Regions from separate parts of the Homo sapiens genome. Here region 2 is linked to region 1. A link is a loop called in an ENCODE intact Hi-C map of the cell type or tissue named here. Cell type or tissue: dorsolateral prefrontal cortex. All regions are shown on one strand. Each heading gives the region's core, and the rest is flanking DNA. Links, peaks and the distances in the headings are about the cores only. Region 1 overlaps CORO2B (coronin 2B). Region 2 overlaps CORO2B (coronin 2B).

Region 1 (11,077 bases), core at 1,048-9,047:
AGGAGATGCACCACCTCCGAGGTAATGACCCTGGGAATCTATGGCCTTGAAAATGTCCTTTACATTGTAAGTGAACAGCCCCATGCTGAGATGACCAGTCCCTCCCCATCCCAAGCTTTCTCTCTGCTGCATCTGTGGAGGTTGGTTGATCCTCAGGGGCTGGGGTAGTGGGAGAAGGAACATATTGCACTCCGAACCCCTAGAAGTCAGGGTCTACTTTGGCTCAGCTCACGCTAATGACTGACTGAGCAAGTTCCTTCCTCCCAGGGCTTCAGTTTCCACATGAGCCAATAAATACAAACTCACTGGGCACGGGGCCTGGCACCACAGAAGCACTCGATAAATGGTAGTTATTATTATCATCTGCAAAATGCAGGTTAGCTTCCTCCCTCTGCCTCTGTGCTCTGCACAGCCCCTCGGACCAGACCCTCCTTTGTACTGTGCTTAATGGCTGTCATGGCTGTCACCCTCACCAAGGGTGAGCTTTCCATGGGTGGGGTATGTGTCTAACCCATCTTTGTACAGGCCTAGCATGGCCAGCTGCCCCGGTGCATGTGCTCAGAAAGTGTCTGCACAGTGGACCTGAACCATCAGGGCCCTTCCAGCTCTGCCAGTCTGGGGTTATATGTTGAATCTCCACCCAGCTCACCAAACACAGACAAGAACCCTCCCTGGGCCTGGAGCTGGCCACCTAGAGATGAATAAGATGGGATGATTCCCTTGGATGTCACTTCCACCACATTCTGTCTGTTTTAGTCACTACTGTATCCCAACACCCAGCACGGTGCCAGGCCCATAGTAGAGTCTCAATAAATATCTACTGAACTCATCCACGAGTGAGAAGCAGGTGATATTTCTGGGAAGGCCCTCACTCTGCCTGACCAGCTCGGAGGGCCAGGTCAGGGACTGGGTCCTACTGTCAAGCCAAGTTGGGCTGCTGGAGGGGCAGGGAGGGGAACACACCCTGAGTACAGCGGTCCCCTGGCCTCTAGCCAGATCCACTATCTGTCCAGTAACCTGGGGCTACATTTTCTACTCTAGTTCTTCCCTATCTGAGCACTGGAGGACCGGCAATGAAGGCTGGAGTTTGGGTGTGTGGTGCCTGAGTTTGGGGCTCCCAGGGGACATGGTGTGGGCAGCTCTTCTGAGCCTGGTGCTGGCTATGCCACCTGCTGATCCCTGGACACGCTCAGCTGCCTTCTTTTGTTTTCTTTTTTCTTTTTTGAAGTGGAGTCTCGCTCTTTTGCCCAGGCTGGAGTACAGTGGCACAATCTCAGCTCACTGCAACCTCTGTCTCCTGGGTTCAAATGATTCTCCTGCCTCAGTCCACTGAGTAGCTGGGATAACAGGCACCCACCACCTCACCTGGCTAATTTTTGTATTTTTAGTAGAGATGGGGTTTCACCATGTTGGCCAGGCTGGTCTTGAACTCCTGACCTCAGGTGATCTGCCCAAGTCGGCCTCCCAAAGTGTTGGGATTACAGGTGTGAACCACCGCCTGCTGTCTTTTCTCTGTTATTGCCCGACAGGCCTGGGGCACCCTTCTGGGGGCTCAGTGTGAGGGAGGGGAGAAAGGGCTCACACTGACACAGAAATTGGGGAATTCCTCCTCCTCCTCCCCCTGCTCTTACTATGGAGTGCTAGGCTGTTCTGCCTGACTCCTTCTCTGACAACAGGACCTGGGTCTGCTGTCCTCCCAGACTCAGTGGGAAAGGTCCTAACCCCGCCAGTGTTGTAGGAACAGCCAGCAGCCAGTGGCACGGGTGCTGTACAAGTCATCTGGGGGGAAAGTCAAGTGCATGTTAGGCCTTTGTCAGGAAGCAACAGACCTTGCAGGGGAAAGGAGAGCTCCTGTTAATTATGGAGGGGCAAGGCAGCCTCCTGGGCCAGGGGGCTGGGCCCCACCAGGCCTCCGAGAGGCAGGAGATTTTCATGAAATAACAGGAAACCCTCAATCCAGCCAACGTTCATGTTTTTCCATGGCTGCAGAGAGCCTGTGGCTGGCTGAACCAGGGGATCAGGACCTGTTCTTGACACAGTAGAGGGGACTTGGCCACCCAGCTATGGTGAAGGAGAGGGTGAAGGCAGGAACAGACATATCAGGAGAGGGGAGGCAGGAGACACACAGAATGGGGCTGGGCAGTGGGTGAGGAACCCTCCAACCTGGTAGGGTTGTTTTATCTGCAGAATGGACAGGGGCTGGCACAGGGTGGACAATTTCCCAACACGAAGTCACCAAGGCCTATGACAAAGACAGCTATTTTCTTCCTGCCCATGGAGGTTTTGAAGGTCCGCTCCCAAGTAACCTTTGCCTCTCCAAGCAAATCCCTGAAAACCCCTGGAGCACAGCCTCAGCATCCCCCCGCCACCATCTGGCCTTTCCCAGAAAAGCTGCCTCCCAGCTGCCCAAGGAAATGCTTTCTCTGTGGCAGAGAGGGGCCCTTGTCCTTAGCCATTGCATGACAGGGAGAGGGTCTCAGCTCCACCCTCTGCTGTGTGGCCTTCAGCTAGCCCTATCCCTGTCTGGGCCTCATCTGTATCATCTGTACAATGGGGCTTTGTGCGGGGTGACCTTTGAGGTTCTGGAATTTTCTTACTTGCAGTCTCTGCTCAGGCCCAGTGGGAATGACCAGCAGTGCACCCTGCAAATATAGTGATGGGGCTTGGGGTTCAATTGGGAGCTTTGCAGGAAGGGCAGAGGAGCAAGCTTTGGAGAGGAAGAGGGAGCACTGACAGATGGCTTGGAGGAGAGGGAGGGTGTGCCTCCGGGGCTCCAGGCCTGGCGGGGAGCACAGTCCCGAAAGTGCTGCAAAAACAGGTCTTGGACTGGGCACCGTGGCTCATGCCTGTAATCCCAGCATTTTGGGAGGCTGAAATGGGAGGATCACTTGAACACAGGAGTTCAAGACCAGCCTGGGCAGCACAGTGAAACCTGTCTCTACAAAAAAAAGAAAAAAAATTAGCCAGGCATGGTGGTGCACACCTCTGGTCCCAGCTACTTGGGGAGGCTGATGTGGGAGGGTCCATTGATCCAGGAAGTAGAGACTGCAGTGAGTCGTGATGGTGCCACTGTACTCCACCCTGGGTGACAGAGCATGACTCTGTCTTAAAAAAAAAAATAATCCAGAAGAAACAAAAAACACAGATCTTGGGCCACCTCTAGACCTCCTGAGTCAGGTCAAGGCCTCTGGGAACAAGCATTTTAAACACTCTCCTCAGGTGGCTGCGGTGTGCGCATGCTAGCACAGAGGTGACAGCAGGACTTGGGAAACACGGCTGAGACCTGCACTCCAGCTTGAGAGTCTCATGGACTCTAGTTCAAGTCCTGCCTCTGCAGCTTTCTGAGAATAGCAGCCCCATGTCACAGGGGAACAGGGACAGTGTATGGAGGTGTCTGGCATTTGACGGGTTTAGGCAGCGGTGGTTATCCTTGCAGACCCCTTACCCTCTGGCACCTCAGTCCTGACAGCTGAGGAAGGTGACCTGAAGCTAGATTGGCCCCCGGAAATTAAAGGCTAAGGTGGGCCAGGAGGCAGAAGTCCTGCTTCAATTCAGAATCCTCTGGAGGGTTTGTGCAGCTCATCATGACTCCTATGTCCCTCACCCACAGATGCGGACGCTAGCAGTCATGTTAGCACCACAAGTGTGGGCCACTGCCAGCACACACACGCTAAACTGATTGGATCATAATGGGCATCTAATTCAAGCTGAGCCAATCAGATATCCTTATCTGCCCACACTGTGCCCTTGCACACACAAACACACAGCTGATTGGGCCAGGATGAGCGTCTAACTCAAGCTGAGCCTATCAGATTCCCTGACCACTGTATTTAAATTCAGCCACCCCTCCACCTGCCCACACCCCTGTCCCCTTCCCTAATCAATTTCTCCTCCTAGCATTATTCTATTCTATTCTATATTCTATTCCATTTCTGTTCTATTATTATACTATATTATACCCTATAATCCACTTTATTATCTGTCTCCTCCGCTAGCGTGTAGGCCCCATGAAGGCTGGGGTTTTTGTCTGTTTTGTTCACTGCTGGGTCCCCAGTGCTTCCCACAGTGCCGGGTACAGAGAAGGTGCTCAGTAAAAATTTGTTAAGTGAATAAATTCTCTCTTCCAGGAGGTGGAATTGCAGCTAACATTTACAGAGAACCTACAATGTGTTAATGTTTTCTAAGCACTTTAAATATGTACTAACTTGTTATGATCTCCATGACCTTGGTTTTACAAAAATAGATCTATAAACATCTTATTTGAGTCTCACTACCTCTGTGGAGGAGTTATCATTTCCCTAACTTCAGAGATGAGACAACAGAGGCTCAGAAGGGTTCATGGTCTTGCTCAAGATCACGCAGCAACTAAGTGGCAAAGCTCAAACTAGAATTTACAACTTCACCTCCTACCTCCTCAAGTCCCCATTTCTTTCCAGACACAGGATACCCCTCCTCTGCCTAGAAGATGCTATTCCTGCCCTCAGAGGCTTTACTTTCCCTGGGAAGGTGAGCTAGAGGAAGAGACAGCTCCAAAGGCCCAAGCAGAGGCTGAACTGACCGAGGAAAGGGAATTGACACAGCTTGTTTCCTGTCCTCAAAGTTACTGTGAAATCCTCATGAATGACTGACAGCAAAATGGGAGGCAGCTGCCGCAAGGGGAATTCCAGAGCATGCTGAAGCGGGGTACAAACATTCCAATTCATGCTGGACTAGAAGTATTTTCGCCATCATGGCTGCCTTCTTCAGATTACCTTCTGCTCTATTTCCCAATTTCAGTGTGGCTCACGGAGCTGAGAACAATACTGTAGTTCCAGCCTGTGGTCTGACCAGTACAAAAGGAAGGGGGAAGAGTTCCTCTTTCTTCTTGCCTAAGTCTTTTTGCCTTATAAAAGAATCTCTGACTCTCTAGCTGACTGATACCTGAAGTTCTACTATTAGGGATTCATTCCTTTCGTGCTCCACCTTGCTGCTCTCAAAATAAAATAAAAATACCCCTAAAGAGAGTGTAGTGGGAGATAATATTGGTCACTGTGGACTCATTCTGAATAAGCTTTGAGAATATTCCTGAAGGCAGGTCTGAGGGAAAAGAGCATGAGGGCACTGGTGGAAAGGCTGGAGGGAGAAAGAGGGAATAAGGTAGTTGGGATCAGGGCAAACTCTTACTCCAACCCTGCCTGGTGAGGTCATGGAGCACTGCTGAGTTTGATGTTCTTCGCGTGTGCTCCACGGAGAAGCCACTGCCCACGAGCCTTTCTCTGGCGGTCAGGGCCCCTACTCTTCCACCCCACCGCCAGTGCAAGTCCAGTTTGGGGAGGGCACTTGCTTGAGGTCACCCAGTGAGTAAGAGGGTGATGGCTGTGCCAGGCCACACCCAGGTTTGCAGACACCCAGGCCAGTGCCCCATCCCACCTGTCAGTTCTGGAGACCTTGCTCACAGGAAGGGGCAGCAGGGTCACCTGAAGACCCAGGGCACACAATCACCTGGGGCATTCGCTGGCTTCAGTCCCGAGTTACAGACACTGGCGGGCATTCTGATGGCCTCGTCTGTCTTCCGGGCACATGTGTGCAGAGAATATATACTACCCACCGTCCCGAAGCCCCCAGCAGGGAGCTCTCAGACCCCAAAGGGTTGCTTCTTCTCTGGAAAGCCTCGCCTAGCCAGAGGGCAGCATCGTGGCCAAGCAGGAAAGCTGTGCTACCAGCATTCCACCAGCAGAGGGCGGTGGCTGCGCTACTCTCAGCCACATCCAAGCTCTTAGACTCTGTGGGAGGGAACTGAGCCGACCAGGACCCGAGACACACACGCAGCCTCTCTCCCGCTCCCAGTCAACCCCAGCTCACAACTGTGCCCATCACTTAGAAAATTCTTCATAATGAGATGAAAATCCGCCTCCTTCTAACTTTTGCCATAAGCTCCTACTGCTGCTTCTGGGTCCACCGAAAAAGTCAACCCTTCTTTTATTTGTCAGCTCTTGGGAGCTGGAGTCCCTTTCCTAGTTAGTCACCCACGGTGCTGTGGGTCTTAGCGGGACACTGTCCTTTTTTTTTTTTTTTTTTTTTTTAGACGGAGTCTCGCTCTGTTGCCCAGGCTGGAGTGCAGTGGCGCCATCTCGGCTCACTGCAAACTCTGTCTCCCCCGTTCAGGTGATTCTCCTGCCTCAGCCTCCTGAGTAGCTGGGATTACAGGCGCATGCCACCACGCCTGGCTAATTTTTGTATTTTTAGTAGAAACGGGGTTTCACTATGTTGGCCAGCTGGTCTCGAACTCCTGACCTTAAGTGATTCGCCTGCCTTGGCCTCCTAAAGTGCTGGGATTACAGGCATGTGCCACGGAGCCCGGCCAAGACACTTTCCTTTTTTAAGAAAATTTTATTTTATTGAGACAGTGTCTCACTCTGTGTGCCCAGGCCAGAGTACAGTGGCATGATCATAGTTTACTGCAGCCTCGACTGTCCAGTCTCAAGCAATTCTCCTACCTCAGCCTCCCAAGTAGCCGGACTCAGGCATGCTTGGCTAATTTTTTATTTTTTTCATTTGAGAGACAGGGTTGCCCAGGCTGGTTTGGAACTCCTGGGCTCAAGCAATCCTCCCACCTCAGCCTTCCAAAATGCTGGTATCATAGACGTGAGCCATTGTGCCCGACCTCCTCTTTCTTTCTCATCTTTAAGAGATTGATGGATCCCAATCAATTCTGAGGCTCCTTCCAACTCTGACATTCCAAATGACACCCCTTTCAGTTACTGCTGAAGGGCAGAAGAGGGCAGACTCTGCACTTCCACCACCCACCTACCGGCTTAGGTTTCCAGCACTCACAGTGGCCCCCATTCACCACCCCTGTAAGCTACAACTTGTTTGTAGACCCTTTCCCTGGGGGTGTGGGTTCTCCTGCCTGCTATGTCCTCACATCCACCTGCACCTGATCTCATCTTCAACCCATACCCCACACCCTGGTACCCCCCATTAGGCGCATCTGATCCAAACTGTGATGTGAGGGGCTGCTCTAAGGTCGCCGAGCTCACATTATGTGGCTCTCACATCCCACCTGCAGTCCCTGGCCACTTGGTGGGGGTGGGGAGGGGCAGGCTCATGGGGTGGCAGGTCCCTGCCTCATAACCTAAGGGGCCTGGTTTGCTGCCTGATGTATCTCCTCCCTCTCCACCTCTCCCTAGGCCACTCCATCCCAGAACAGGATTCTTCCTGGTTCTAGAGGCACCATTTCTTCACTTCCAAAGCTGAGCCACTGTATCACTTGCAGTCTCTTTTGAGAGTCAGATGAATTCACTGTCCTCAGACATTTCTGTTTTAACTTCAAAAATGATGTGTATTATACTTGGCTCACGTCTGTAATCCCAGCACTTTGGAAGGCCGAGATAAGAGAATTGCTAGAGTCCAGGAGTTCAAGATCAGCCTGGGCAACATAGTGAGACCCCATCTGTACACACACAAAAATTAGCCAGGCATGGTGGTGCACATCTATGTCCCGGCTGTTATACAAACATTCTATGTACTTGGCTCATGCCTGTAATCCCAGCACTTTGGGAGGCTGAGGTGGGAGGATCACTTGATTCCAGGAGACTGAGGCTGCAGTGAGCTATGATTGTACCACTGCACCCCAGCCTGGGCGACAGAGTGAGATTCTGTCTCAAAAAATTTTTAAAAACCAGAAAATTATGCATACTCAAAGAAGATGACTTGAAAAACACCAAAAAAGTACACACACACACACACACACACACACCTCCCGATTACCAAGTTGCTCAGGGATAGTTGCTGTTACTTTAGATATAAATCTTCCCCATGCTGCACTCAGCGAACAAGTGGAGTGGGATCTTTTCACCCCGGTTCACTATTCCTGTGGGCCCCATCATGCTCTCAAGGGCTTCCAAAAAAGCTGGGCACAGTCAGAACTTTGGGAGCTTATGGATAGCCCCTGACTGCCCCTTAGAACACACCTTTCCCTGTTAAGCACTTTAACCCTGGGATGGTCTCCTGTAATCTCACCTCCTAGTATACATGCCTTGTGTAGTCCCCTCCCATATTGCACCAGGGTTGGTCTGTGTTACTAATAGAATGTGGCCAGGGTTACACAAGATTCCAGTTTCTGCCTGGGCTCTCTTGCTCTCACCTGGATCACCACTCAGAGGAGGCCAGCTGCCATGAGTGAGAACACTTAGCCTATGGAGAGACCAGGTGTGAGGGACTGAGGTCTCTGGCCAACAGCCTGCAAGGAAGTGAGGCCTCCTGCCAATAGCTGCAAGAATGAGCTTGGAAGTGTATATTCCCCAGTCGAGCCTTCAGATGACTGCAGCCCTGGCCGACAGCTTTAACGCAACCAAATGAGACCCTGAACCAGAACTACCCAGCCACATTTTGGGGTAATTTGTTATGCAACAACAGAACATTAACACAGCTATATTTTCTATTTGTTGTGAGGGAGGCAGAACAGGCATTATCATCTCAGATTTTGATATGGGAAACTGAGGCAGGTAAGCCATGTGGGTGAGGCTTTGGCTCATATGTGGGTCTACAGCCAACAGGGATGTTGAGCCAATTTTCCTGGGTCTCAAACTGTGGGCACAGTCCCTGACATTCCAGAAGATTCCTCTTCACTTTTTAAGAAAGTAGGAAAAAAAAACAACAACAGAAAAATTGGGAAATACAGAGGAAGAATAATTCCTATTATGTCGTGGTGAGTATCAGCTCCATTTTATGCCCAGCTGGAGAGAGTGGTTGTGGTTCCTTTTCCTGTGCCATTGAACATTCTTGAACAGCATGATTTTCACGGCTGCGTTGTATTCCTCAGTGTGGCTGTACTACAATACCTTATGCAATTCCCTACTTTTGGATCCATAAGTGCTTTATAATTTCCAATACTCTAAAAAGGCTGAGGCAAACATAGTAGCTGAATTCTTCCACACATGAATTTTTAAAAAGATAAATTATTGTAAGTGAAAATGCTAGGTAATAGATCTGCACTTTAAAAAAATGCTTTTGTTATGAATTTTAAGATGCCTTTCACAATGGTTGTACTAATTTACACTCCTGTCAGCAACTCAAGAGAATGGCCATTTCCCTATAACCCTGACAGCACCCAATATTATAATATTTTTATCTGCTTATTTTCAGATGAAAAATATCTCATTGTTTTCCTTTGCAAGTCTTTGATGCTTTGTAAGGTTGCTTATATCTTCATTTGCTTAGCAGATATTTGCATTTATTTGCTTGTGAATCTTCTGATTCTATGAGGTCCTCAATTATTTCCTAATGGTGTATTGGTGTTTATCTTTTTCTTAATAATTTATAAGAGCTCTTTGTATATCAGAGATATTAATTCTGTGTATTAGTTCCTTATCACATTCATTGCCCCTTTTCACTTCTGATCCATCTACGGAAACTAATGATTCTAAATATTTTTGCTGGCTGGGCGCGATGGCTCATGCCTGTAATCCCAGCACTTTGAGAGGCTGAGGCAGGAGGATCACTTGAGCCCAGGATTTCAAGAGATCAGCCTAGACAACACAGTGAAACCCTGTCTCTACCAAAAAAAATTAAAAAATTAACCAGGCTTAGTGGTGCACACCTGAAGTCCCAGCTACTTGGGAGGCTGAGGTGGTAGGATAGCTTAAACCCAGCGGGTGGAGGTTGCAGTGAGCTAATATCACGCCACTGCACTCCAGCCTGGGCAACAAAGCCAGATCCTGTCTCAAAACAAAACAAACCACTAAGTACTTCTGCTTTGCCATCTTGATTCTGATCCAGACCTCTACTAGTTGGTTATCTATACATAATTTTTCAAAAATTTTTAAATTTTTCTTTATTTTTCCCCCCCTTTTTTTTTTCTGAGACAGAGTCTTGCTCTGTCACCCAGGCTAGAGTGCAGTGGCATGATCTTGGCTCACTGCAACCTCTGTCTCCTAGGTTCAAGCAATTCTCTTGCCTCAGCCTCCTGAGTAGCTGGGATTACAGGCATGCGCCATCATGCCTGGCTAATTTTTGTATTTTTAGTAGAGATAGGGTTTCACCATGTTGGCCAGGCTGGTCTCGAAGTCCTGACCTCAAGTGATCCACCCACCTTGGCCTCCTGAAGTGCTGGGATTATAGGCATGAGCCACCACACCCAGCCTTATTTATTTTTTCTTATTTGGTTTATTTCTCCAAGAAAAATATATTTATTTTATTAACAGGAAACTGTCAGGGGTTTCTTTGTTGAGCCCAAAACCCACCATTGGATTGATATTTTTAGAAAGTTGAATTTTTTTTTCCTGAAACTCACAGCTAACTCAGAGCCAGCATTGCCCATTGAGCTCAACGAAAGTGAGGCCAAAAGTCAAGGTCAGTCCCGGGAATAGATTGCTCTTCTTGGCTGTCCTAGCCCTGGCCCACTCATGCATTCACGCAAAGCATACTGCAATTTCAGTCAGAGAACACATCCCACCCACCAGGCTGGAAAACTGACCACACTCTTCACAGCCACTTCCCACCTTGGCCCTGGCCAGCAAGATTCCCTGTTCCCTTTAGGGAATCTGCCCAACTGCAGAGGTGCCAAGATGCCCGTGTGGATTTCACACACCCAGTTGTGTCCTGAGAGATAAAGGCTCCAAGTCGCCTTCACCTCAGCACAGTGAACAGGCCATGGTCTGGGCGTGAACAGGGCTCCCTGCTTCTCAAGGCCGAGTCCTGTCTCCGGCTTGCTTGCTTGCTTGCTTGCTTCCTTTCTTTCTTTTCTTTTCTTTCTTTCTTTTCTTTTTCTTTCTTCTTTCCTTTCTTTCTCTTTCCTTCCTTCCCTCCTTCCTTCCTTCCTTCCTTCTTTCTCTCTCTCTCTCTCTCTTTCTCTCTTTCTTTCTGATGGAGGAGTGCAGTGGTGTGGTCTTGGCTCACCGCAACCTCTGCCTCCCAGGTTCAAGCAATTCTGCTGCTTCAGCCTCCCGAGTAGTTGGGATTACAGGCACATGCCACCACGCCCAGCTAATTTTGTATTTTTAGTAGAGATGGGGTTTCTGCACGTTGGTCAGGCTAGTCTCGAACTCCTGACCTCAGGTGATCTACCCACCTCGGCCTCCCAAAGTGCTGGGATTAC
Region 2 (11,077 bases), core at 1,489-9,488, 54 kb after region 1:
GTTCTCATCTGAGCCCTGTAAGCACTGGAACTGTGTGCCCTCACAGCAGCACGCAGTAGGAACATTTTTAAAAAATTGCTGAAGAGTGAGTCTTTTTGACTTTTGAAGCAGCCCGTGCAGAAAGATTTACATATGAATCAAACAAATTGCATTTCTTGCTAGACAGCATTTCTGGATGAAAGCTAGAAACAATTAAATTACCCCAGGAAGAAAAGCTGTGGCACATCCACAGGATGGAACACAAACTCAGCAATAAAAGGAGCAAACTACTGATACCCACAACACCACGGATGACTCTCAAATACAGTAAAGCTGGGCTGGGTGTGGTGGCTCATGCCTGTAATCCCAGCATTTTGGGAGGCCAAGGGGGGCAGATTGCTTGAGCTCAGGAGTTTGAGACCAGCCTGGGCAACATGGTGAAACCCCGTCTCTACAAAAAATACAAAAGTTAGCTGGGTGTGGTGGTGTGCACCTGTAGTCCTAGCTACTTGGGGTGCTGAGGTGGGAGGATTGCTTGAGCCCAGGAGTTGGAAGCTGCAGTGAGCCGTGTTCATACCACTGCACTCTAGCCTGGGAGACAAAGCAAGACCCTGTCTCAAAAAAACCCAAAACAAGAAACAACAAACAAGAAAAAAACCTGTAACGGAGTGCACAAGCAGGCTCAAAGGCTGCATACCCAATGATTCCATTGATATAATATTCTGGAAAAAAACAACTTCTACAGATGGAACACGGATGAATGCTGGCAAGGCCTGGGGGTGGGAGGAGGGCCTGACCACAAAGGGACAGGAGGGAATTTCAGGAGGCAGTGGAGATGTTCTGTATCATGATAGTGATGGTGGTTACACGATTGTTTGCATTTGTGAAATGCATAGAAGTGGACACTAAAAAAGATGTTTTTTTAATGCATGTAAATTATACCTCGAAGAACCCGAGTTAAAAAAAAAAATTAGCTGAAGACACGTTTGTCTCCATTCTAGATAGAGAAAGTTGCATAAAATAAACTGTGGAAAAGCTTCAAGTTTAGAGATTCCTAAACCCTGCGTGGCACCTGAGAAGACGGGGTCCTTCCAGCATACAGCGGCATGCTCGGACCGCCCATTGCAAGGAGGCTCAGGAACAGCCGAGTGTGGTGCAGAGGAAGGGACCCTGGGCATACAGTCACTTGTCCTGCAGTGTCCTTGACTCTGGGCAGGAGTGGTCTTCGACCACTAGCACTGGAGTTAAAAACAGAGACATGGCTGGGTGCAGTGGCTCATGCCTGTAATCTCAGCACTTTGGGAGGCCAAGGTGGGTGTATCATGAGGTCAGGAGTTCGAGACCAGCCTGGCCAACATGGCAAAACCCTATCTTTACTGAAAATACAAAAATTTGCTGGGCGTGGTGGTAGGCACCCGTAATCCCAGCTACTCAGGAGGCTGAGGCAAGAGAATCAGGAGATGGAGGTTGCAGTGAGCCGAGATCATGCCATTGCACTCCAGCCTGGGTGACAGAGCGAGACTCTATCTCAAAGAAAATAAAAAGAAAAGAAAAGAAAAAAAAAAACAGAGATGCCCAGCCCCACCCCAGATCTAGTGAATTATAATCTCTGGGCATGGACCCCAGGAACTCTTGGGTCTGATGTTTAAAAAGCCCCCAAGGTGATTTGAATGCACAACTAATACATCATATATTAGTTTTAGGCCCAAGGGACGGTAGTTCCTAATATCAGTTCCAGGCTGGAGGAAACACTGTGAACAGTACCTTTCACAGACTCATGTGGTGCTGATCACGATTGTTATTTGTGTTGGTAGTCGTGCTCACTGTTGATTCTAATATCATTTTTGTTGTTGTCATTGGTTTTAGAGACATGGTCTCACTGCTGCCCAGGCTGGAGTACAGTGGTGATCATAGCTTACTGCAGCCTCAAACTCCCTGGGCACAAGGGATCCTCCTGCCTCAGCCTCCCGAGCAGCTGGGACTGCAGTCTCACACCACTGCAAGTCTTGTGCCATGGCTGATTCTAATAGCCGACATTGGTAGAGTGGTGCCTCTAGTTTACAGAGCACCCTGACATGGATTACCTGACTTAAGCTGGGCAGCTGGCTTTATTTTTTATCCTCATTTATGGGATGAGGAGACAGAATTACAGGTTAGGTCACCTGCTCAAGACAGCAGGACCCGCCACCCCAGTCCTTTAAGTCTGTCTCAAGTCTCTTTCCATCACCCAGTCTCTAGGGCTGAAAATCCTCCTTCTTGTTGGAGGTTGAGCTGAGGAGGGCTGGGCAGAGAGCAGGAGGAATTAGAAAGGGCATCTTCCCAACACAGCAGTCAAGGAGTCTGTGCGACCCACGCTCAGCTGCAGAGAGAAGCTGCTGTAATCCGTGGTGTCGACAATGGAGGGGCTGGGGCTGCTCAAACACACCCGCCTCCAACCTCATGCTTTGCAAGTGGCACAAACGGGGATTACCCAGCAGCCGTGATCCAGCATGCGGTAATCCTCACCCAGCCCTGCCTGCCCTCCCACCCGCTGCTGCTGCTCCTGGGAGCAACAGGCTCCTGGATGCTGGGATGGAGACGCCCAACAGGATTTCTGGAGCAAAGGAACCTGAAGCTGCCCTTGGCTTCTCCCACCAGGAGTCAACCGCACTGCCCTGAGATGACTCCTGGTCCTCCAGCCTCTGTTTACATGCAGGGCGGGAGAGGCTGACCTCACTCACTTCTGGCTCTTTGGGATGGGATGGGGTGGGGTGGGGGTGAGGAGGTGGTGTAAACACAGCTGTGGGTGGGCCAGACTGGCTGTCACTCACGTCAGGCTTCCACATGCATGGACACTGCCAGGGCTCCCACATGACCTTCCAATGGTGGTGCAAAGCACCCAGGGTCTGCATCCAGCAGCTTCAGTCAAGGCCCCTGCTCTATTGCTCTGGCGAGTCTCAATGACTTGATTCAAGAGGCAGCATGGGCCCGGGCTTAAAAGAGCCGGGCCGGTTCCTCGCTGTGTGACCCTAAGCAAACAATATCACTTCTCTGCTTCCTCATCTTTTTTTAATTTAAATTTTATTTTCTTTTAATTGAGACAGAGTCTCACTTTGTTGTCCAGGCTGGAGTGCAGTAGCGTGATCTCGGCTCACTGCAACCTCTGCCTCCCAGGTTCAAGTGATTCTCCTGCCTCAGTCTCCAGAGTAGCTGAGATTACAGGTGCCCACCACCACACCCAGCTATGCTTCTCATCTTTAAAAGAGGGGTGATATTAATGGGGTTTACCTCCTAGGGCTGACATGAAGATTAGATTCCCTAAAGTATACAAAGCACCAGACACGTGCTAAGTATCTATAAATATCAGCCATCACCATCACCACCACCAGCCTGTTTCCCAGTCTGTTCAATGAGAATCATTCTAATCTCTTCTGCCTGCCTCACAGGGGTGTTGTGAGTTAAGGTCAACAAAACTGTAAACTCTGAGAGGACAGAGCCTGTGTCTGCCTTGGTCCTCTGCTGCATCCCCAGGATTCAGAATAGTATCTGGTAGTAAGGGTGCTCAGCAAATATCTATGAATGAATGAATGGGGTGTGGGGGTGAATCTTGTGACTCTGAAGGTGCTCCATAGGGCTGAGCTGCTTCTGTTTCTAATGAGTAGTCGGTGAGGTCCAACGATAGGATTTGCTGTGTTGGGAGGTGGTGAGTTCCCCATTGCTGAAGGCAATTAAAGAAACTGGAGGTCACTTAGCACAGATGTCAAGGATGGGACTCATATAGCAGGTTCAGGTCGAACTGAATGACACTGGAGAATCCTTTCCAACTCAGAGTGAATTATAGGCTAGCTCACCCCATACCAAATCCCCATGGCCTTCAACAGCATCAGGCATGTCTTCCCCAGTCAGCTCACGCTCAAGGGAATGTACAACCAACCCTCACATCCTCACACTGCAGTCACACAGTCCACCCAGCTGGGCAGTCTCAAAACATGCCCATGCCCCCACACACTCCATTTTCACATGCAGTCACTCACCCAGCAGCATTGCCACAATTGTCGTGAATGTACCGAGCACCCACTACAAACCTGGCTATGGGTTAAGTCCTTCTCCAACTTCGTCTCATTTAATTCTCACTCCTAAGCAAAAGAGATTATCCCCATTTTAAAGATGGAAAACCAAGACTCAGAAGGTCAAATAGTGGCTCACATTTATAATCCCAGCACTTTGGATCGGGAGATCACTTAGGGGTGGGAGGATCACTTGAGCCCAGGAGTTTGATACCAGCCTGGGCAACATAGTGAGAACCTATCTCTACAAATAATAAGAAAATCAGAAAAATTAGCCAGGCATGGTGGCATGTGCCTATAGTCCCAGCTCCTTGGGAGGCTGAGGTGGGAGGATCACTTGAACCTGGGAGGTCAAAGCTGTAGTGACCCATGATTGCACCACTGTCCTCCAGCCTAGGAGACCCTGTCTCAAAAAAAAAAAAAAAAAGAAGTGAAACTTGCCCAATGTCACGTGACTGTCAAGGAGCTGAACTGAGCTTTGAACCCAGGTCTGTATTATCCCAAAGCTTGTCCTCTTAAGTCACATTGCTTCCCTAACACAAACCAACAACCAAACCAAAGCAAGGCCAATCTCTTCTCACAAGGCTCTGGTAACCAACCCATCTGGAAAGGCAGAGTTATGAAGACAGAGCCACAGTTCATTCCCATCCCAGGTGCACATGTGCTGGTCTCCAGTTCAGGCCAGTGTGGAACCCTGGGCAGGTCCCCTTTCAGGAATGCCTCCTCCTCATCTCCTCCTGCCAAACCCTATTCAATAGTACGAGTACAGTTCAAATGTCTCCAGCGCTGCGAAGCCTCTCTGGTCCCTGAGAAAGAACTCAGCACTCCCTGCATCGTGCTTGCTCCAGGTCTCCATGCTGGCACGCACTGCGTTGTTCTCCAGCTAACTGTTTATGTGTCTGCTTCCCCTAGCAGACTGAGTCCCATGGGGCTGGAGGCAGTGTGTGATTTGTCTGTGCCTCCATTCCAGCCATGAGCACAGGTCCTGGCACCTCCAAGATGCTCAATTGCTCATTAGACGCTGTGGCTACATTGCTTATGGCCTTGAGGGTCCCTACACCTGCACTGGCAGGGTTTATGGTGGTCACACAGTTGAGAATATTCACTGCCGATCTCATCCGTCCACTCCAAGCTGAGTAACACACCCGTTAATCAGCAGGCGAGGAGAACATCTGTGGCTCCTTCAGAAAGTAATAGCTTCCCGGAAGCGGAGCAGCATATAATAGGCCCTGTACCGCTCGCTGTGCTCCCAAGTGGAGCTCGGCCAGCAGACTGCCTTGCATTTACCCCAGCAGACTTTCTACCCTTTGTTGGGGGATTTCATCAGAGAAACTGGCTCCCCGCCCAACCCTGCCTGACACGCACAGTGGGAAGGCCTAGAAACCTTCTAGCCCTGGTCCTGCCTCAGCTGGCTGAGTGAGTGGCTGAGTGACGGCAGGCACACTCCCTCTCTGGGCCTCAGTTTATTTATCTGCAAAACAAAGAAATAATTACCCTACTATAGCTGCTTGATAAGACTCAGATTAAAAAAAGGAATGAGAGAATAAAACAGAGAAGGCACTTTGGAAATATAAAACTGATTCAAAAGCAAGATGCGGGACCAGGTGTTCCCTAAACGCAGACTTTTGAATGAGGTTGGAAGGGGAAGACCCTCTTTACTCCTGTGGCTTAAAATAACTTATCAGACTCATGGACAAGTGTTCTGTCCTTTCTGGGCCTCAGTTTAGTCATTTGTCAAACAAGAGGTTGAATGGAATCAGTGTTTTCCAAACTTCATAATTTGTGTATCACTGCCAACATGTTCTTGCCATTTCTACAAATCACCCGAACCATGTTTATTTAAAAATTTTCTTTAAATTGGCTCTTTCTAACATTTAAATATCTGTACAAACATCATTCTAAGCAATTTAAGCCATGACATCACAGTTTGATGTCCTAGCTACCTTTTTTCCTAAAACACATTAAATAAATATACGACAATTAGGCCGGGCATGGTGGCTCACACCTGTAATCCCAGCACTTTGGGAGGCCAAGGCGGGTGGATCATCTGAGGTCAAGAGTTCGAGACCAGCCTGGCCAACATGGTGAAACCCCGTCTCTACTAAAAATATAAAAATTAGCCAGGTGTTGTGGCGTGCGCCTGTAATCCCAGCTACTCAGGAGGCTGAGGCAGGAGAGTTGCTTGAACCCGGGAAGCAAAGGCTGCAGTGAGTCAAGACTGTGCCACTGTACTCCAGCCTGGGAGACAGAGTGAGACTCTGTCTCAAAATAAAAAATAAAAAAAACATGACTCCACTTTCATCTTCTATAAAATGAGAGTGACGATGCCAGCATTGTCCACCCAAAAAGGAGAGAACACAGCAAGGAAAGACCTAGAGTTTATCTGGTCCTACTATTCACACTGAGTTTGCTGAGAATGAACACGTGCACACACACACACGCATGCACGCACTCATATATATGTACATGTACATATATGTATGGGTACACATATGTATGTGTACATATATATATACACACACACACACATTTACACCCAGCATTTACAATTACACCCAACCATGTTTATTCAGGCCCTGCTGGGACTATCTTGTGTACTACTGGTAGTCTATGTCCATTTTTGAGAAGCAGAGGGAGAGAGAGCCATTTGGAACATTTCCAGCTCCAACAGTCCAAGGTTTACATCCATGTGATGCACGCACCTGGCACCAGCACCACGACAGAAGCCCCAGGGGATGATAAGACAGTCCAGCCCTCTAAGACCTTTCAATCTTGCACACACAAAAAATGCTCTCCAATTGCTTCAGTGTGTTTTATTTGTATTTTATTTACATCCTTCTCTAAGGCATCATACTAAAATGCATACATTGCAGCAGGATGAAAATCTAAGTGATAAAATTCAGGCTAAAGGAAAGTGAGGGTAGGTGATCTAAGGCAAGGCAAAATGAATATATAAAAGGCTAATAGCTCTTGAATGCTCCCTGGAAGAGTAACACAGATTGGGGCTCTGGGCTTCCTAGCAGTCAAAGTAAAAAGGAAAACATGATTCATTCTCCTTTCATTCCTATCAGTATGTGATATATGAGCAATATCCTCAACTGCATCCCAAAGATAAATATGATGTAATTGTATCTGGGGCTGCTGACCTGACTAGGGAGATGCTGTTACCATCTTCTGACAAGTATCCTTGCCTCTCCTTGAGCCCATCTTCTATGCTGATGCCACTGTGATCCTCTCCTAGATAAATTTTTGATCACGTCACTTCCCTTTCTCAAAATCGCAAAATGTTTTCCTCTTCCCTACAGAATGAAATTTTAAATTTTCAGGCTTGTATTCGAACATCCCCTTGAACTAGCTCAAAGTATTTTTAGGGGCACATGTCTAGGAACCTCATATTTAGATCACAATGTAACTGCCTGAATTCAAATCCTGGCTCTACCACTTAGTAGCCATGTGACCTTGGGCAAGTTACATAACTTCTCTGAGTCCCATTTTCCTCTTTTGCAACATGAAGAGATAAAAAGTCCCTGCCTTGTGCTCGCCTCGGCAGCAAATATGCTAAAAAGTCCCTGTCCTATAGGATTATTGAGAACCAAGTGTGATAACCCAGGAAGAGCACTGCTCATGTGCCAGGCACATCAGTGCTATCTCCTCAGCTGCGCACTCACGCCTCCCAGCCTTTGATCACACTGTTGCTTCCATCTGGCTGCCTTTCCCCTTTTCCTGTTTACTCAAATCTTTTCACACATCTGGACTCAGCTCAAGTGCCACTTGAACTGGGAGCCTTCTGTGATTTTCCCAAATTAATTCATTTTTTTGCTCCTTTTCCATAGCACATGATTTACATGTAATACAACATGTGTAATATATGCAACGCTCAACCCATGTTTCTCACACTGGAGGGTCACCTCCTACTAGTAGGTTATGAAATCAAAGTGGTAGGCTGCTACCAGTATTTAAAAAAAATGAAGCAGAGTAGAAAAGACTAGAAAATAGAGTGCATATCATGACCTTTGGTTTTGTTTTGTATATATAACATGTATTTGTGTGTGTGTGTGTGTATGCATGTGTGTGTATTGGGTCACAACAAAATGATTTTTCTCACTAGCAACTATAGCAAAAAAGTCTGAAAGCCACAGCACTAACTGGGTTCCTGGAGGGCAGGTACTGACTCTGTTCAACTCTGTCCCCAGCACTTAGTAGGAAGCTTGGGACATAGTAGATGCTCAATAAATATTTACTGAAGTGAATTGAAAAATCTAGTAATCCAGAATGGCATGTTACTAGGGCATTCCAGTAGCCTAAGATTCAAATGCAAACCCCCACATTCAGCCACAATCTCTAAGGGCCCCATTCAGGCACAGGGCTCACCCACTGGGACGACAACCACCCACTGGGGATTTCAAGTTGAGGTTGTTAGAAGTGAGTGGAAGAGCATAGTATGGCTTAGTCCCTGCTTACCCAGGACTCCCTCTTAAGACTCCACTTTCATCTTCTATAAAATGAGAGTGATGATGCCAGCATTGCCCACCCAAAAGGGAGAGAACACAGCAAGGAAAGACCTAGAGTTTATCTGGTCCTACTATTCACACTGAGTTTGCTGAGAATGAACATGTGCATACACACACACACCCAACCACACATATATAGTCACAGACACACACATACACACACGCACACTACCCTTCATTTTATAGGTGGGAATGTGGAGGTCCAGTATGGGCAAGTGACCTGCTCAAGGTCACACAGCTGGTGAGTAGCACAACTGGGACTAGAACCAAGTCCTTTGGTTCCCAGACTACCAGTGAAGGGAGGACAAAGGATACATTAAACAGAAAAGTGCTTGAAAAACACAGAAGAGTGAAAAGTGGTGTGAGCCTAGCTCCAAGATCTGCAGAGACAAGAGGCCACAGGCCACAGTGGCTGATGCACCTGTCTCCTCCTCATTGCCTCTGGCTTCCCACCCATCCCCAGCCCCCACTCCCCACAGCCACCAGTGTCAGGATATGACTCATCCCATTCCCTGGAGCCCACGAAAGCCAATGTTGTTGGAAAGCACGGGCTTGAAGGCTGACAGACCTGGCTCTGTCTCAGTCCCAACAACACCTGGACCATTTTTTTGACCCCTCAGAGCCCTGCTTCCTCATCTGGTAACCAGGGTTACTACTCTCCATATACCTGGTTCTTGGGAAAATTCAATGAGACAAGGCAAGTTAAATACCTAGTGTTTGTAAACTTTAGTTCCTTCCTTTCCCTTCTTCCTTTGAAACCCTTTGTTTTATCCTCAGGCATGTCTTCCAAATAAAACAAAACTCCAATTCTGCAAGGCTTCTCAGATCCATGCAGTTGGAATTAATCTGGCTGTGTGTGTTTGGTTCCAGAACCAAATCCAGTTTGGCACACTGTGCCATCCTCTGCACACACCTGTCTGTCTCCCCCATGAGACCACGTGCACCCAAGAGGCAAGACCCAGCTCTCGGGGCCCTTGATAACGCTAGCCCTCGCCCATGGGAGATCTCGCAGATGACATGGGATTGCCTGCTTGCGCTGGGGCCCACGCGCTGACACAGCCGTACTCACCGCTTGTCAGAATCATTCGACCGCGGCCTGGAAGACTTGCACAATGGCCCACGGCACCCAGCAGGCGGTTTGAATCTGGATCCAGGGCAGCTGCCTGCTTTTAAGGGAGTGGAGCATGGCAGTAAAGCCAGCAGGCCGGGCAGCAAGAGACCTTGGTGGGGGCTGGGTGACCTTGAGCAAGACCTTCCCCTTCTGTTGGAGTCATAGTAAAGTTCCAAAATCTATAAATAAGACTAAAAATAATGCTAAATACTTTTCTGAGAAGAAACTAGGATGACCAGAGAGCTTTTTAAAGCTATACATTTCCTGCCCAAGATTCTTAACCCTTTTTCCCCCGAATAAGTGCATCTGAGGTGATGGGGAAGAGGCAGGGGTATTATTATGAGAAGGCTCCAGTGATAATTCTGATTAGCCATATCCCCGACAGCAACCCAATTATGCCCATCATTATACTGTTTACTACAAAAGCACAGGCCGTAGAGTCAGTCCTTGGGCAATTACTTAACCAGTCTGAGCTGGGTTCTTCCATCACAGAACAGAGAAAAGGCTTCATGTTGGACAGGGTTGCTGGGAGGAGGGAGCGAGCCGCTGCATGTAAACCACCCAGCAGGTCTGGCGCACAGTAGGTGTTCTATAAACGGCAGCCTCCTCCACCCTGCTCATCTGGGCAAAGTTTATGTCTCTATCAAGCAGTAAGCATCTAGGAAGGAAGGCTATGATCTTCTTTCTTGTCTCAGTCCTTTCAGGCTTCTGTAGCAAAATACCATAAACTGAGTGGCTTATGAACAACATAAATTTATTTCTCATGGCTCTGGAGGTTGGGAAGTCCAAGACCAGGGCACTGACGGATTTGGTGTCTGGTGATGGCCCACTTTCTGATTCACTGATGGGCCTTCTAGCTGCATCCTCACATGGTGGAAGACACAAGGGCCTCTCAGGGGTCTCTTTTATAAGTGAACTAATCCCATTCATGAGGCCTTAATCTTCATGATTTATCATAAAGGTGACTGGTTAATGACCAATCACCCCAAGGGCTCCACCTCTTAATAACTTTAGGGGTTAAGATTTCAACATGGATTTTGGAAGAACACAAACATTTTTCAACCATAGCACTTCTGCTTCTCATCTAAGCCTAAGCCACAGCCAATGGCTCAGGAATGGAAACATCACAAATATTTGAAAACCCTTTTGCATCTCACAAACATCCACTGTGTGATTGCCCTACACCAGGCCCCCCGGGTTACACAGAGAGGAGCAAGACCTGGCAGCACCCCTCAAGAGTCCTGGTCCAGGGAAAATGACTGATTCTCTGTCCACTTTGATTAGAAAGGATGACATTAGTCCTGTCTCATGGGTGCCCTAGGGAATTACTAACTAACTGGGGTCACGGTTAGTCAGAGAGACCCAGTTAATGACCAAGCAGTGCATCCTGAGCCGGCCTAGGAGCCCTGGGAGGTGGAGGATCATTTCTC

Evidence for each region. Hi-C counts contacts between places; a loop is a spot of excess contacts. Peaks named below come from ENCODE experiments on the same cell type or tissue, not always from the same donor. Only the 100,000 strongest peaks of a DNase experiment are listed, where the experiment ranks them.
Region 2: it touches region 1 in a loop (3-fold over the local background); 7 of 110 quality-filtered maps call a loop at or near these places.

Annotation. Positions count from the first base shown.
Region 1 is chr15:68,668,821-68,679,897 of GRCh38, reverse strand. The region is part of intron 2 of CORO2B (coronin 2B); the gene reads right to left. Among named protein-coding and RNA genes, the nearest start is that of CORO2B, 95 kb to the right of the region's middle. RefSeq lists enhancers at 5,835-5,884, 5,459-5,959, 10,061-10,560. In dorsolateral prefrontal cortex, for the core only: CTCF peaks have their summits at 5,485, 5,705 (motif pointing right) and 6,747 (motif pointing right); DNase peaks (open chromatin) are centred at 3,687, 5,717 and 6,817; H3K4me3 peaks cover 690 bases; H3K27ac peaks cover 450 bases.
Region 2 is chr15:68,615,143-68,626,219 of GRCh38, reverse strand. The region is part of intron 1 of CORO2B (coronin 2B); the gene reads right to left. Among named protein-coding and RNA genes, the nearest start is that of CORO2B, 42 kb to the right of the region's middle. In dorsolateral prefrontal cortex, for the core only: a CTCF peak has its summit at 5,236; DNase peaks (open chromatin) are centred at 2,459, 2,789, 5,329, 7,689 and 1 weaker place; H3K4me3 peaks cover 1,590 bases; H3K27ac peaks cover 8,000 bases.